2 separate regions of the Mus musculus genome follow, and region 2 is linked to region 1. A link is a loop called in an ENCODE intact Hi-C map of the cell type or tissue named here. Cell type or tissue: heart. All regions are shown on one strand.

Region 1 (8,000 bases):
GGTGACTGCCACTGAGCCCTGGCTGATGGTCCCTGGAACTTCTCTGTTCCCCACAGGCGAATGTTCCCATTCCTGTCCTTCACCGTGGCCGGGCTGGAGCCCACAAGCCATTACAGGATGTTTGTGGATGTGGTCTTGGTGGACCAGCACCACTGGCGGTACCAGAGCGGCAAGTGGGTGCAGTGTGGAAAGGCAGAAGGCAGCATGCCAGGTACAAGCTTCGGGAGTGGTGGGCATGCGTTTCCTCCTAGACAGGGCGCCCCCTGGTGGATTACTCAAGCCCTTACCCCGATGTGAAGGATTGAACCCTACAGCCTATCCACCCACCTCACCCTTCCTTTGGCTTCTTACCTCTTCTCTAATTTGATTTAACTGAGGTGGGGAGTGGGGGAGGGAGAAAGAGACTCACTCTGCTCAGTCCTCTGCCCTTATCTGCCCCTGCTCAGCCTGTCTGTCCTCTCCCTTGCATCTTTCTCACGGTCCACTCAGAAGAGGCAAAATCCCACATCTCCAGTGTCTGGTCGATACTTGACAATAAGGTTAACTGTCCACAGGGAACCGCTTATATGTCCACCCAGACTCCCCCAACACCGGAGCCCACTGGATGCGCCAGGAAGTTTCATTTGGGAAGCTAAAGCTCACCAACAACAAGGGGGCTTCCAACAATGTGACCCAGGTAGGATTGTCAGACCCACCTGCCTATATGTCTGAGATCTACCCCCTGACATTTCCTAAGACCCACTTTGTACTGTTGGAGTCTCGTCTCCTCTCCTCTCCTCTTCTCCTCTCTTCCCTACATAGCCAAGGATAACCATGAACTTCTGTTCCATCTGCTCCTGAGGGTGAGATCACAGGCATGCACCACCAGGCCTGATTGATGTGGTTCAATCAGATATTGCACCAGACTAGACAAAGGTGCTAGCAATTGAGCTGCTCTATGCCCCGGCTCCTTTTCTTCCTCTCTATGAGTCTTTCCTACCCATCTTTGGGAGACAATGAGATGGGTGGACACTGGATCTCTGGCAGTGGTTGCTCCTGGGTCAACACAAGTCAGAACAACATGAGGGCTTCTTCACTAGATCATGATCTGTCACCGAGATGGTCCTAGAGCTTCAGGGAATGGATGTTCAGTGTGAAAGTGACTTTACATTGAACAATTATGGGTCTTGTTTTGGTTTGTTTTACACATTTACTTCATCCATCCATCCATCCATCCATCCATCCATCCATCCATCCATTTATCCATCTATCCATCCATCCATCTATCCATCCATCCATCCATCCATCCATCCATTTATCCATCTATCCATCCATCCATCTATCCATCCATCCATCCATCCATCTATCTATCTATCTATCTATCTATCTATCTATCTATCTATCTATCTATCTATCTATCATCTATCTACTTATGTAGTTATTTACTTAGTAAGTTACTCAGTTAGTTAGTTGTGGGGGAGTAAGTTGCTATGATGTGTTTGTGGAGGTCAGAGGACAACTTGCTGAAGTTGATTCCCTTTTTCTACCACGTGGATCCCAGGGATCAAACTCAGGTCGCCAGGCTTGGCAGCAAATGCCTTTATCTGATGAGCCATCTCCACAGACCCAGTCCTGTTTTGTTTTTTTGTTTTTTGTTTTTTTAAATTAAACAACAAAACAAAACCTGGAGCTGGAGAGAAGATTCAGTTGGTAAAGTGTTTCCCTTGAAAGACAAAGACCTGAGTTTCATCCCTAGAACCTAGGTTAAAAGAGAAAAGAAAAGCCAGTTGTAATGGCATGAACCAGTTATTTAAACACTGGGAGCGGGTGGCGGGGACACAGGTGGATCCCTAGGGCTCACTGGCCAGCCAGCCTACTTGGTGAGTTCCAGTAGGGATGCTTAGGGGAAGTTGCATGGTGGTAAGGTGGTCGAAGCCACAAGATGAACTCAGGCATCCTTTCTAGTCTGTCTCACTGTGGGGCTAGTAGTTACGTAGGAGAGTGCATCTAGAGATGAGGCCAGCTTGAGGTCAGGAGGACCTTCCTTCCAGCTCCTTCCGTGACCCTGTCACCCCCTGGCCCCTCTCCAGATGATCGTCCTGCAGTCTCTCCACAAGTACCAGCCCCGGCTGCACATCGTGGAGGTGAATGATGGAGAGCCAGAGGCTGCCTGCAGTGCTTCTAACACACACGTCTTTACTTTCCAAGAGACCCAGTTCATTGCAGTGACTGCCTACCAGAACGCAGAGGTGAGCCCGGGGACGGGCATCTGCCAGAGGGAGGGTGGGACAGACTTCTTGAGGAGGAAGAGGGGACTCAGAGAACTCTATTTCCCCGTCTCTAGATCACTCAGCTGAAAATCGACAACAACCCCTTTGCCAAAGGATTCCGGGAGAACTTTGAGTCGTAAGTGTTCTGAGTTCAAATCCCCTTTGGTCTTTCTGAGATGGGACTGTGGTTCAGTGCTCAACATGCCCTGTCTCTGCTTCAGGGGTCTGGGGACCATCATATTAGAAGCCTAATATAGCCTTGATCTCTCTTTCTCTCTCTCTGTCTCTCTCTGTCTCTCTCTGTCTCTGTCTCTCTGTATTTATTTTATTTATACGAGTACACAGTAGCTGTCTTCAGACACACCAGAAGAGGGCATTGGATCTCATTACAGACGGCTGTGAGCCACCATGTGGTTGTTGGGAATTGAACTCAGGACCTCTGGAAGAGCAAGCAGCCAGTGCTCTTAACTGCTGAGCCATCTCTCTAGCCCCCTCATTCATTGTTTTTATTTTTATTTATTTTTTAGCATGTACGCATCTGTTGATACGAGTGTCCCCTCGCCACCTGGACCCAACTGTCAACTGCTTGGGGGAGACCCCTTCTCACCTCTTCTATCCAACCAGTATCCTGTTCCCAGCCGTTTCTACCCCGACCTTCCAGGCCAGCCCAAGGATATGATCTCACAGCCTTACTGGCTGGGGACACCTCGGGAACACAGTTATGAAGCGGAGTTCCGAGCTGTGAGCATGAAGCCCACACTCCTACCCTCTGCCCCGGGGCCCACTGTGCCCTACTACCGGGGCCAAGACGTCCTGGCGCCTGGAGCTGGTTGGCCCGTGGCCCCTCAATACCCGCCCAAGATGAGCCCAGCTGGCTGGTTCCGGCCCATGCGAACTCTGCCCATGGACCCGGGCCTGGGATCCTCAGAGGAACAGGGCTCCTCCCCCTCGCTGTGGCCTGAGGTCACCTCCCTCCAGCCGGAGCCCAGCGACTCAGGACTAGGCGAAGGAGACACTAAGAGGAGGAGGATATCCCCCTATCCTTCCAGTGGCGACAGCTCCTCTCCCGCTGGGGCCCCTTCTCCTTTTGATAAGGAAACCGAAGGCCAGTTTTATAATTATTTTCCCAACTGAGAAAATGCCGCTGAATTGGAAGGTGCCCACTAACTTAGAAAACAGACGCGGGGCTGAGAGCCCCGAGCTCTTCCCCATCCCTTCCCTGTATAGTGATTGGTTGGAGAGGAAGCGGGGCAAGAAGGATTCTGGGGTTTACTTCTTGTTTCCTGGCCCACAAGGAAATACGACAGGAGTGTCCCCTGCCCCTTTCTCTGCCCGAACTACAGTCACGAACCTGGTGCTGCTTCTGACCCCATGGTTCCATGGAGAACGGAGAATGGACTCCAGAGAGTTTTGGACCCAGAGGGACTTCATGGCTTTCTGCGAGGTGGAGGGGTCGGGGTGGGGAGTCCAGGAGAGCTGCTCTCTTCCCCTGTCCAGTCAGTAACTTTCAACTGTTGGTCTGACACCTGTGTTAATCTCTGACCTGAAAGTGAAGATACACGCATTTTTACAACAGCCAGCCAAACAGAGAAGACTCAGGTGACTGCGGGCGGACTGGGCCACCTGCGAGGAGACAAGAGAGGGTGGGTGCAGAGGAAGGGTTTGAAGGGTGCACATTTCACCAGGCGAGGTCACTTTGAACCGGTGTGTACACACACGGGTGTCTCTTTTTTATTTCTTCGGGAGGGGGGAGGCTATTTATTGTAGAGAGTGGTGTCTGGATGTATTTCTTCTGTTTTGCATCACTTTCTGGAAATAAACATGGACCTGGTAAACACGCCCTCCTTCTGTGGCTGGTCGGTAGGAGGTGTGTGTGTGTGGATCAAAGTTTGCTGATCTAGCAAAGTTGTCCTGTGGGCTCTTGATTTTGGGGGGTAACTGCCAGGAACCTAAAGTGACCCCACTTAGGGATAAACTCAGAGTATGTCTTGTCCTCAGCACTCCAGCTGATGGTTCATGCCACCACATGTGACCAAAGGTGTATTGTGACCAAAGAGCCCCTCAGCCTATGTTGCCTGCTCAGAACCCTGGAGGGAGGCAGTGTGGGAGCAAGGTTAGGACCAGGCTGGGTCGGGTGGAGTTTAGGAAAGCCAGGACTCTTGATTTATCTTTGCATCACTCTCCATTTTTTAGGAGTTTGTTCAAGTGTTAAAGGCATAAGTAGAAATTATACCATGTGATGTTGCCACTCTTTTGTAGGTCACGATCAGGCATACACTAGCAATTCCACATGAGTCACCTTAGTACACACTCGGGCAGGATTAGCGCTTGATGAAGTCCTCAGTGTGGGAGCTCTCCTCTCTCTTTTCCCCCCACCCCTCTTATTTAGTTTTCATTCATAACCATAAACTTAACTCTGAAATCCAGCTAGACTTGGAGGGGAAGAAGGGAAATATGGGACCCCAGGCACTTCAGTGAGAGCAGAGATTACAGGGTGTTGCGAGCAGATGACGTGGGGGTGCTTTCCTGAGCTACAGAAGGAATGGTCTGGTGGGTAAGATGCTCGAAAGTCAAAAGAATTAGAGTTGTCCATGGTTGGAAGTGGGGATCTTATTTTCCTCCTGGTTTTGCCATTCCTGGACCCCCAAACACTCCATGGCTTCCACGATGTTCATGCCTTCTCTCCCCTTCCCCTCAGTCTTGGCAATGCAGGTGAAAAACCAGTGGGAAGCATTAATGTTTGGTCCAGCATTTGCATGGACAAGATGCCAATGACCAGGGCGCTTCAGGATGAAGTTCTCATGCTCCAACTTCTCCCTGTAGATGGACCTGCCGCCAGTGCCACGGTGGTGTGTGACATCACCACCTTGGCACATGAATCCTAGAATTACTGTGTGAGAGTAGGAACCCTTACACCCAAATCCTATCTCTCCAGACAGAGCTCAGAGCACGGAAGTTCTCTGCTGCCTTTGGAACTGTGTCTACAAACAGCTTAAAGATTATGTTGTAACCCAGGCTGGCTTCCAATTCACGGTGATCCTCCCGTCTCATCCTCCCAAGAGCTAGGATTACAGACACAAACCACCATGCCCAGCTTTCTAGCTCTCTGTTTCTGAGAGAGAGAGAGAGAGAGAGAGAGAGAGAGAGAGAGAGAGAGAGAGAGAGAGAATTTGAGTCAGGGGTAAATGGCTAGCTGCATGCACAGACTGACCACCCAAGCTTGATGCCTTGAATTCATGCAACAGCTGAATCTGGTAGCACACATCTGCCATCCCAGAGCTCCTAAGAGATGGGAGGCAGAGACAGGAGGGTGTCTTGGCAGCTTACCAGATGACTGGCACAGTAGGACAGTAGGAAAACAGTGGGGAAGAGAACAGTTTTAACTTGGCAAGAAGAGAACCAACCTCAAAAGATTGTTCTGATTTCCAGGTTGGCCTTACAACATAGACCAGGCTGGCCTCAAACTTACAGAGATCCACCTGCCTCTGCTTCCTGAGAGCTGGGATCAAAGATGTGCCCCACCACACCCAGCTGTGTATGTGTATATTTGTGTGGGTGCCATGGAAACCAGAAGTGGGTATCAGATTCCCTGAAGCTGGAGTCAGATGTGGTTTTGAGCCTCCAGATCAGTGATGGTTTGGTGGGAACCAAACTCAGGCCCTCTGTGACATCATCAGATGCTCTCAACTGATGAGCCACTGCTCCACACCCTAAAATTAAAAAAAAAACAAAACAATTCAAGCCAGTTGAGGTGGCAAGTGCCTGCAAACTCAGCACTCGGGTGACTGAGACAGGAAGGCAGACAGTTGGAGACCAACCCAGGCTGCACAGTGAGACCCTATAGTGAGGAAAAGAATAAGGACAACTGCAAATGATATCAAATTTTGCTACACTTGAATAACTGACATTACCATTCAATGGGTTAGACAAACAGAAATGGTTTATAAAATTGTGACCCTACAGAAATCATGTTTTGTCTTAATGAAAATGGTTGTATTTTAATTTGTAGATTAATAATACAAATAAGCAAAACACACACACACACACACACACACACACACACACACACGTACACACACACACAAACCTCTCAGAACCCAGCTGAAATAAGAGAATTGTGGGTTGGTGATAAAAGTTTCCTCACTAGCAGAACTATTCTTTGCACAGACACCCCTGAAATGAAGAAAAGAAAAAAAAATAGGGCTGGAGAGATGGCTCAGCGGTTAAGAGCACCGACTGCTCTTCCAAAGGTCCTGAGTTCAAATCCCAGCAACCACATGGTGGCTCACAACCATCCATGACAAAATCTGATGCTCTCTTCTGGAGTGTCTGAAGACAGCTACAGTATACTTACATATAATAAATAAATAAATAAATATTTTAAAAAAAAAGAAAAGAAAAAAAATAGTCTTTGAAAGGAACGCTGTAAGGTTAAGAAAGGTTTTTTGAGCTAGAGTTATAGATAGTTGTGAGCCACTATGTGGATGCTGGGAATTGAACCTGGGCCCTCTGCAGGAGCAACCAGTGCTCTTAACCACTAAGCCATCTTTCCAGTGCATTAAATTCTTTTGTATTCATTTACTTGCTCATTTTTATACGGATTAGTGTTTTGCCTGCATCTATGGCTGTACACTTGGGTAGAGTGCCTGATGCCCACAGAGGTCAGAAGAGGGTGTCAGATGCCCTGAGACTGGAATTTCAGAGGGTTGTGAGCCACCATGTGGGTGTTGGGAATTGAACCTAGGACTCTCCAGAAGAGCAACCAGTGCTTTAACCCACTGACCTATCTAGCTCCACACCACAAACTCCTAAGGCATTTCTCCACTATGTTTTAGTCGATACCATCTCTCTTTGGAATTATGATGCTATTTTGATTCATGATCATCCACTTTAAATTTAGGTGTTTCTTTCATCTTCTGTGTTCTGAATATTGAATGGCACATGTTGGTTTGAAGTCCTGTGGCAGGCTGGGAGTGGGTATGTGCATGTGGGTGGATGTTACTGAGGCTCAAACCCAGGGCCTCAGGTGTGCTAGGCAGGCACTCCACCAGAGAGCTACATTTCCAGTCTCATCGATGTTAAACCAGGGGTTCTCAACCTGTGGGTCTCGACCCCCCTTCCAAAGCACTGATGATTACATTGCAATTCAAAGTTATAGTCATGAAGCAACAAGATGATTTTGTGTGGGGGGGGCAGTTCTCACCACAGCATGAGGAATTCTACTAAAGAGTTGCAGCATTAGGAAGGTGGAGAATCAGGGCTCTGGATTCTCTTTCACATTGAAGTCTTAAATACTGGGTGATCCTTATCAACTCACATTTAATAGCAAGGCTCTGGTAGTCCCTTTAAGAGCACTTGGGTGTATAGGAGAAGTGGCTATCTCTCACGGGCTTCCCATAGGGTGATCCAGGAGGGTGACCCTGCAGAGAAGCTGGCAGTGGGGTGCTGGATCTGACCTTGATTAGCTTATGAAGCCTGAATGTATTGAATGCGGTGGCACCTTTAATCCCAGAGGCAGTTGGCTCTCTGTGAGTTCAAGACCAGCCTGGTCTACATAAGTGAGTTTCAGGACAGCTAGGGCTATATATTAGAGAAACCCTGTCTTAAAGAACAACAACAACAAAAGACCCTCAGGCCACACTCGCATGCAATCTGTTCCTTAAGACAAAGAACTAACAGGTGCCAGCCATACCTGTTAAGAGTCCTTAACTCTGAGGGAAAAGCCAGCCCAGCTTCACCCTCCCTCCCTTT
Region 2 (8,000 bases), 78 kb before region 1:
ATGTATTGCATTTTGTATATCAAGTCATCCATTTTGGGTAGCTTTTGCCTTTCGGATACTGTGAACAGTGCCCGGGGAAAGTGAGCATGTGGATGGTTTTTGAAAGCTGACTTCAGTGCATTTTAGCCTATACTCAGAAGTGGGATTACTGAGTCATATGGTCTGAAAATATTTTTTGATTTATGTTCATTGACACCTTGGATCAGTTTTTGTTTCTTGGCCTTGGGTTGTGAGAGCTAGGATAGCACAGCAAACTAATTTGTGTATGTGTGATTGGTTACTTTGTTTTCTGTTTTGTATGAGACAGGCTCTGAATGCTGGGATTAAAGGTGTACGCCACCATGCCCAGATTCAGAGCAAACTAATTATAATTGGTCCAGAAATGGAATTTTCCTTTGAGATCACAAAGAGTTAACAGTGAAGTTAACTGTTCTGTTTGCTCTTTACCGTGTTTGATGTGAATTTATCTTTCACAGAAAAAATTTGTCTCAGAAACCAAATGTTCTGAATACCTTTATTTTTTTTTTTTTTTTGAGGTATAGAGTTCACTCTCTATAACCCTGGCTAACCTAGAATCCATTATAAAACATGCTAGCCTGAAACTAATGAGATTTCCCTGTTCTCCCTCTACACATGCGCTAATCTTAAAAATTCCATATAAGGAAAGTGGTTTTCCCACGTGTAGGGTTTGGTTTTGGTTTTTCCTCTTCTCACCAGCTGTTGTTAGCCTTGTGACAGTCTTGGTCTCTCTGTCCCCCTGATGCCTTTCTTGTGGAGTCTTGACGCTTCCTACATGGAGTTAATTCATTCCTAATGCTCTTTTCCTTTCTGCAGTCTGAAAGGCACTTTATCATGCAAGTGGTCTGTGAAGCCACACAGTGTCCAGACACAAGGGTAAGTTTGTTGCTATTTGAAAATTCTCTCTCCCTGTCTTCCTAGGAAACACTCTTATCAGCCATTTGGAGATTTAGGGAATCATTGAATTAAATAAAGTTTGAGTAACCTTGCTAATGAAAGTTTTCTTCAACATACGTAATAGATAGATACTATTACTCTCTTAACGATAGAGAAGGTTTTGACCACCTTTGCTAATTTAGTGCCATGAGTTGTTCAGTGTAGACATTGTAGACATTGAAATGAACGGCGCGTTACTACTGCTGTGACCTAAATTTGACCCTGGAAGTTAGTGAAAGGAATGACTTGGTCTGGGTAGCACCAGTAGGTTTAACCCTTCTGTGGGTTTTCCTCATGGTACATGGAGGGGGGCAGACTGAATATACAAGAAGAGATGTTTAAAATGGAGGGGGTAGGTGACAGCGTTACTCAGAGGTGCCTTTAGTCATTAAGTCTTCCTTCGCAGACTGTTTGCTTTCTTAGTAACTGTTGCATCTGTTCCTAAAAGGTAAGAGTGGCTGCTTTACAGAATCTAGTGAAGATAATGTCCTTGTATTACCAGTACATGGAGACATACATGGGTCCTGCCCTTTTTGCAGTAAGTATTTTATGTAATTTGAACTTGTAGTTAGTTGCTGGGCTCATTATTTTTAATTACTATTTTGTAATTCTGTGGGTTTTTAGAAACTTAATATTATAAAGTCAAGAAAATTACTTGAGTATGGGTGTTAAGGCTTGTTGTTTATTTTTGTGAGACAGTGTTTCACACCATACATAGTTCCAGTTGGTCTGAAGCTCACTATATAGTCCAGAGTGGCCTCAAACTCAACAATCCTCTTTAGGGCTGGAATTATAGGTGTGAGTCCCCTGATGAATGGTAATTTTAACTTTATATGCCAAGAAGATGTCTGCTTTCTTTGGCATTATATATATATATGTCTACCACCAACACTCCAAACAGGGTCCCTGTGACCCTGGCTGTCCTGGAGCTTGCTCTGTAGACTAGGCTAGCCTTGAACTCTGTAGACTAGGCTAGCCAGGCTGCCTCTGCCTCCTGAGTGCCGAGTAGTGCTAGGATTGTTGTAATTAGAGGTGTGCATTCAATAAGATATTTTAACTGATATTTTGCAAGGCTTTTTGTTTTTTGTACTCAACTACACTACACAAATTGCTTTATTTATTTTTTAGAATTATCTATTTTACGTATATGAGGACATTGTTGCTGTCTTTAGACACACCAGAAGAGGGCATTGCATCCCATTACAGATGGTTGTGAGCTTTCATGTGGTTGCTGGGAATTGAACTCAGGACCTCTGAAAGAGCAGTCAGTGCTCTTAACCACTGAGCCCACAAATTGTATTTTTTTAATCTGTTTGTTTTTCTTTTTTAGAGGCAGGGTTTCTCCCAAGTGCTAGGATTAAAGGCATGCGCCACCACTGCCCAGCTGTATTTTTTTAATCTTGAATGTGTGGTTAAAAAGGTGTCTGACTTGGTGTCTTTTTTCCTTTCAGATCACAATTGAAGCAATGAAAAGTGACATTGATGAGGTGGCTCTCCAAGGGATAGAGTTCTGGTCCAATGTCTGTGATGAGGAAATGGATTTGGCCATTGAGGCTTCAGAGGTGAGCCTGGGGTGAGCCTCTCTGAGAAGAGCTGCCATTGTGTCAGGGCTTGACACATCATCTCCTGGAGGGGTTCTGTTCTGGCTGGGTGACTGTAGAGATTGTTTTTCGGCTTACCAGATTCCCTTACTAATAAGACAATGCATGTTTTTGCCAGTTTCAGGTATTTATACTGGTAGTTCTGTTGTGAACACAAGGGGGCAGCAGATTGTCAGCTTACTGAAGTGGCCGCAGGGAATTGTTTCCTTAGGACCAAGATGTGTAATTGACAACTTACCAGCTCTGGAGAAGTAGTCAGCTATGGGGAAAGGGTGTCTCTGACTGGGGACCTTGAGCAACTTTATCTTGAGTGACCCTTGTGTATCTCGTGAGCCAAAAAAGCACTGTATATCAGACTTAGTTGATTTTTCATATACATTTCCTGTGTGTTTTGAAAATACAGAACAGCCTCAGGTGTTCCTATCCATCTTGTTTTTGTTTTTGTTTTAATTAATTAATTAATTAATTATATGTAAATACACTGTAGCTGTCTTCAGACACTCCAGAAGAGGGAGTCAGATCTCGTTACGGATGGTTGTGAGCCACCATGTGGTTGCTGGGATTTGAACTCCAGAACTTTGGAAGAGCAGTCGGATGCTCTTACCCACTGAGCCATCTCACCAGCCCTGGGGGTTTTTTGAGAACTTGTTTCATAGGACTTGGGGCTTGCTGGTGGGGCTGGTAGCCAGTGAGCCTAGGACTCTACTCTCTCTGCACTGTAGTGCTAGGATTATGAACTTGTAAATCATAGCCAGTTGTTTTCTGTTTTGTTTTTAAAACAGGGTCTGACTATGTAGCTCTAGCTGTCCTAGAGCTCATGTGTCCCACTGCCTGTCAAGTGCTGTTGAAAGCATGCACCACTGTGTCGGGCAGCACACAGTTTTCTCATGTGCGATCTGGACAGGAAACTTTGCAAACATTTTACTAGACTGGGTTATCTTTCTAGCACTAGATGTCAGGTTATTAATAGTTTTTTTCTTTTTAATGTATTCAGGGATGACCCTGAGTTTCTGATTCTGTCTCCCATCTGCTAAGTATGGATCATCTCCCACTGACTTGTGCAGTGTTGGGGACTAAACCACAGGCTTTGCACACGCAAGAGAAGCACTGTAGCAACTGAGGTTCATCCCCAGTCTAAGAATGTAGTTCTAAAAGTAGGCATGGTCCTTTAATATACAGGAACGTGGTGCATAGATCTGCATATGTGTGCTACATAATGCTGACGTTGATCAGAGTATGGCCACCAGCTCCAAATACCACAGCGAACACAACCCTGGCATTATATACCTGCTGTCGTTCTTACTGTAGGTCGTAGCATTCATCATAACAACTTGTGTACTTTGTGTTTCTCCTCAGGCAGCAGAGCAAGGACGCCCCCCGGAGCACACCAGCAAATTTTACGCCAAGGGAGCACTGCAGTACTTGGTGCCCATCCTCACACAGACACTGACTAAACAGGTGAGCCTCTAGACTGGTTGGTTCCGTAGGGAACAGCTTCCATGCATGACGTTGGCGCCATCTGTTGTGGATGACTCAACTTGGGACTAGCTGAGCTGAGCCACTGAGTTGTGCCTGAGTGTTTCAAACATTTTGGTTGTGAACAAACCTTGCATTGCTGTGATTTCATGAATGCTATAGCATTTATACTCATGAAACATGTGTTTTGTATAAGTTCCAATAAAGATAGGTTGTGGGTAGTAGCAGGAAGCTTGCCTGGCATGCACCTGTTCCCTCTGCTTCAAAGAAGAAAAAGAAAAAGTAGAATTGATATGCTACCTATAGGGCTCTTAAAAGTCTGTTTTAGTATCTGCAATAGTTTCATGAAATCATTGGATTTATGTATGTATTTTTAAAAACGAATAAAGTTGGACACATCCAAAAAAGGACTCTTAACCCATGAAAAATACTTGTTAGGGGCTGGGAATTTGAGCTCAGTGGCAGAGTGCTTACCCACCATCATGTATGAAGCCCTGAGGTTAGGTCTTCAGGGCCACCTAAAACAAGGTGTGTGCCTGTGATCCTAACACTAGGATCTGGAGGTGGGAGGATCAGAAATTCAAATTCACTTGGCTACCTAGTGAGATCTGTCAAAAGAACCCTGGAACCTAATCCAAAGCCTTCCATGTCAGTTATTATTCATTACAATGGCTAAGTGATGGCTCAGGGGTTGAGAGTGAGTACTGGACTCAAGTAGCTACAGCTGCCAACTCCAGGAAGACCTGTATTTCTGGCCTGCCTTCACAGACACATGCATACACATATTTTAAACACATTCATTCATATTTGTAAACAAGAGCAAGTTGTCTTTTTGTTCTATTTTCTTAAGACAGAATTTCTCTGAGTAGCCTTTGCTTTCCTGGAATTCTGTAGACCAGACTGGCCTAAAATTCACAAAGAAAGGTTCATTACAAAATCAAAATCAAAGCTGTCTTGAAGATCTAAGTGATGGGTACATACAACATTCTTAGGTTTTTTTGTTTTGTTTAAGCTTTTTTTTTGTTTTGTTTTGTTTTTTGAGATAGGTTTTCTCTGTGTAGCCCTGGCTGTCCTGGAACTCACTCTGTAGAGTATGCTGGCCTCAAACTCAGAGATTTGCCTGCCTCTGCCTCTCAAGTGCTGGGATTAAAGGCATGTGCCACCACGCCTGGCTTGTTTAAGCTTTTTGAGGCAGGGTTTCTCTGTGTAGCCCTGACTGTCCTGGAACTCCACTTTGTACCCCATGCTGACCTGGAGCACAGAGTTCCACCTGTCTCTGCCTCCTGAGTGCTGGGACTAAAGGCAGCCAGAGGTCTCATGAGCACTGGATTTTATACCACTGCTCTCCTCACTTTATCCATTGCATTGTTTCCTGTTATCATGTTTATGAACTGTTACTAAGAGAATCTCGCAGTGTCCTGTGTGACTCTGAGCTGTGAAGTATTCTGTGCCGGAATGTACATGTTTCTCGGTGCATATCAGTCTCAGAGTTTGTTAGGAATATGCAAGTTTAATAGCTTTGACCCTTTTTTTTAAATGTATGTCTCTGTGTGTGTTGCTTCCATATGTCTGTACACCATTTGTGTGGCTGCTATTCTTGGAGGCCTAGAGAGGGTATCAGGTCTGGAGCTAGTAGCTATTGAAGACAAGCCCCTCTACATCTCTCCAGCATCTGCAATGCTTACCAGGAATGCCTTTACTTTTGAATATATTTGCTATATTTTTTCCTCCTGAACAGACTTTTTTTTTTTCTTTTTTGAGACAGGGTTGCATGTATCACAGGCTTATCTCAAACTTGATATATACTTTGACCCTTTTTCCACCTACCAGTGTTGGAGTTACAGGGGTGTTGTAGCATGGCTGCTATATGTATTGTTGACAACCAGTCTCAGGCTTTGCAAGCCCTCTACCAACAGCTACATTTCCACCTGCTGTTGGTTTGAGACAGGATCGTTGTACACCTGGTTAGTCTCAAACTAAGATAGTCCTCTTTCCTCAGGCTCTTAAGTCTTACTTTTACAGGTGTGCTCCACCAGCCTGGGCATTCTTATAGGTAGTGGAGGTTTCTTAATTCTATTGTACATGATAATTGTATTCTTCCATCTGTTTCTTGGGGTGACGTAGGTTATGCTGTGATGAAATGTGAAAAAAGTTTTTTGTTTTTTTAAATCAGTGTTTTATATTTTACTCCCTGATTAAGCTCTAATGATACTTGGGAGTATATAGCAAGCCTTCTAAGTGAATTCATTGCAAGAAAAGCTTACTTAGGCTGGGCGTGGTGGCGCACGCCTTTAATCCCAGCACTGGGGAGGCAGAGACAGGTGGATTTCTGAGTTTGAGGCCAGCCTGGTTGCAGGACAGCCAGGGCTACACAGAGAAATCCTGTCTCAAAAAAAAAAAAAAAAAAAAAAAAAAGCAAAGCAAAGCTTACGTAGTGCCACATCTGTCACCAGGATGAAAACGATGACGACGATGACTGGAACCCTTGCAAAGCAGCTGGGGTGTGCCTCATGCTCCTGTCCACCTGCTGTGAAGATGACATTGTGCCGCATGTCCTTCCCTTTATTAAAGAGCACATCAAGAACCCTGACTGGCGATACCGGGATGCAGCAGTGATGGCTTTTGGCAGTATCTTGGAAGGACCAGAGCCTAATCAACTGAAACCATTAGTCATACAGGTAAAGCCCGGGGAAGTTTTAGATTTGAAATGGAATGGGGGTGGAGAGTGCGCACATGTAATATATGTGTGACTCTAAATAATCACAAAGATTTCCAAATAATTGAATGGTTCGTAGCACAGGCCTACAAACCCAAATCACACATTCTTGTGGGGATTAACAGGTCAGTTGCTCAAGGGTGCCACCCTTAACTGGATAATAGTGAGACCATCCTATGCTATGCAATACATTTCCTGTCTTAGTATAGTTTCTTGTCATTAATGGTGAAATATATAACTTTTAAAATTTAGTCATGACCAAGAAACTTGAAAAAAAGAAAAGGCTTTACCTTATATCTCTTAACTTAGCACTTGTTTTCTGTAATTTTTGGAGAGCAGGATATGGAGCTCTCACTATGAAGATTGTCTTACCAGGATCTTTTCTTATTTTCTTTTTTTTAAATGCTACATTGTAAGCATTTTCCTGTTGCTTTTGGACTGGAGAGCCTCCACATATATCCCAGGGTAGCCTACTGCCTCAGCCTGTGAGTGCTGCCATATCCACTAGCTCTGAGCTCCAGGGCTCACAACGAATGTCTTCACTCAGCCTTCTAAGCAAATGGGAATTATACTGTGCAGTGCTTAGCCATTTACTCTGTGTTTGTTTGTTTGTTTGTTTGTTTGTTTGTTTGTTTAGGGTCCTGTGTGTTGGGCCTTAAATCAGGATGTGGGGTGATGCTGGCCTTGAACTCCAGATTTTTCTACTTCCACTACCCAAGTGTTGGGTAGATAGGCTCACCCCCCCATTTCTATAATTTTTAATGGTATTATTCTAGTCTTTGAACAAAATTTACATTATGTAATGTAGTCTTTCTTATGGAAATATTTTTATTTTGCTGGTATAAATGACAGAAGAGCTCATGGTAATTTAATTTTGTGCATAAAGAACTGAGTCTGTCAGGATAGAAGCCAGTGCCACTGTGATCACTTCTTGTCTTTACCTGTTCCATATAGACTGCTTGAAAGTATCCACTACAATCTTGAATCATATATGGAATTTGGTGAAGGGAAAGAACATTTTAAACTGTTTTGTTTACTGTTATTATTTTGTTTTACAAAGGATCTAAGAACATTCTATCATTATATGGGGCCAGGGATTGTTACTATTTCACATGAGGTCTTTGTAACTCAGGCTGGCATCAAACCTGGTACATACATAACACATACTAGCCACGGGTGCCCTTCGCTGCCCTTAGATCCCAAGTGCTGCAGATACAGGCATGTGCCACAATGCCCGTGAGTATTTCTTCTGA

Evidence for each region. A loop is a pair of places that touch in the nucleus more often than their neighbours do. Peaks named below come from ENCODE experiments on the same cell type or tissue, not always from the same donor. Only the 100,000 strongest peaks of a DNase experiment are listed, where the experiment ranks them.
Region 2: it touches region 1 in a loop (4-fold over the local background); 9 of 42 quality-filtered maps call a loop at or near these places.

Annotation. Positions count from the first base shown.
Region 1 is chr11:97,094,155-97,102,154 of GRCm38, reverse strand. Tbx21 (T-box 21) reads left to right here. Exons shown (of 6, transcript NM_019507.2): 2 at 57-211; 3 at 555-676; 4 at 2,070-2,228; 5 at 2,324-2,385; 6 at 2,777-4,148. The coding sequence ends at 3,383. Among named protein-coding and RNA genes, the nearest start is that of Tbx21, 17 kb to the left of the region's middle. In heart, a CTCF peak has its summit at 261 (motif pointing left); a DNase peak (open chromatin) is centred at 3,184; H3K4me3 peaks cover 624 bases; H3K27me3 peaks cover 5,244 bases.
Region 2 is chr11:97,171,762-97,179,761 of GRCm38, reverse strand. It overlaps Kpnb1 (karyopherin (importin) beta 1), which reads left to right. Exons shown (of 22, transcript NM_008379.3): 6 at 835-894; 7 at 1,403-1,492; 8 at 2,406-2,516; 9 at 3,912-4,013; 10 at 6,485-6,709. Among named protein-coding and RNA genes, the nearest start is that of Kpnb1, 12 kb to the left of the region's middle. In heart, CTCF peaks have their summits at 2,492 and 2,703 (motif pointing right); no DNase peak of the experiment used is centred here.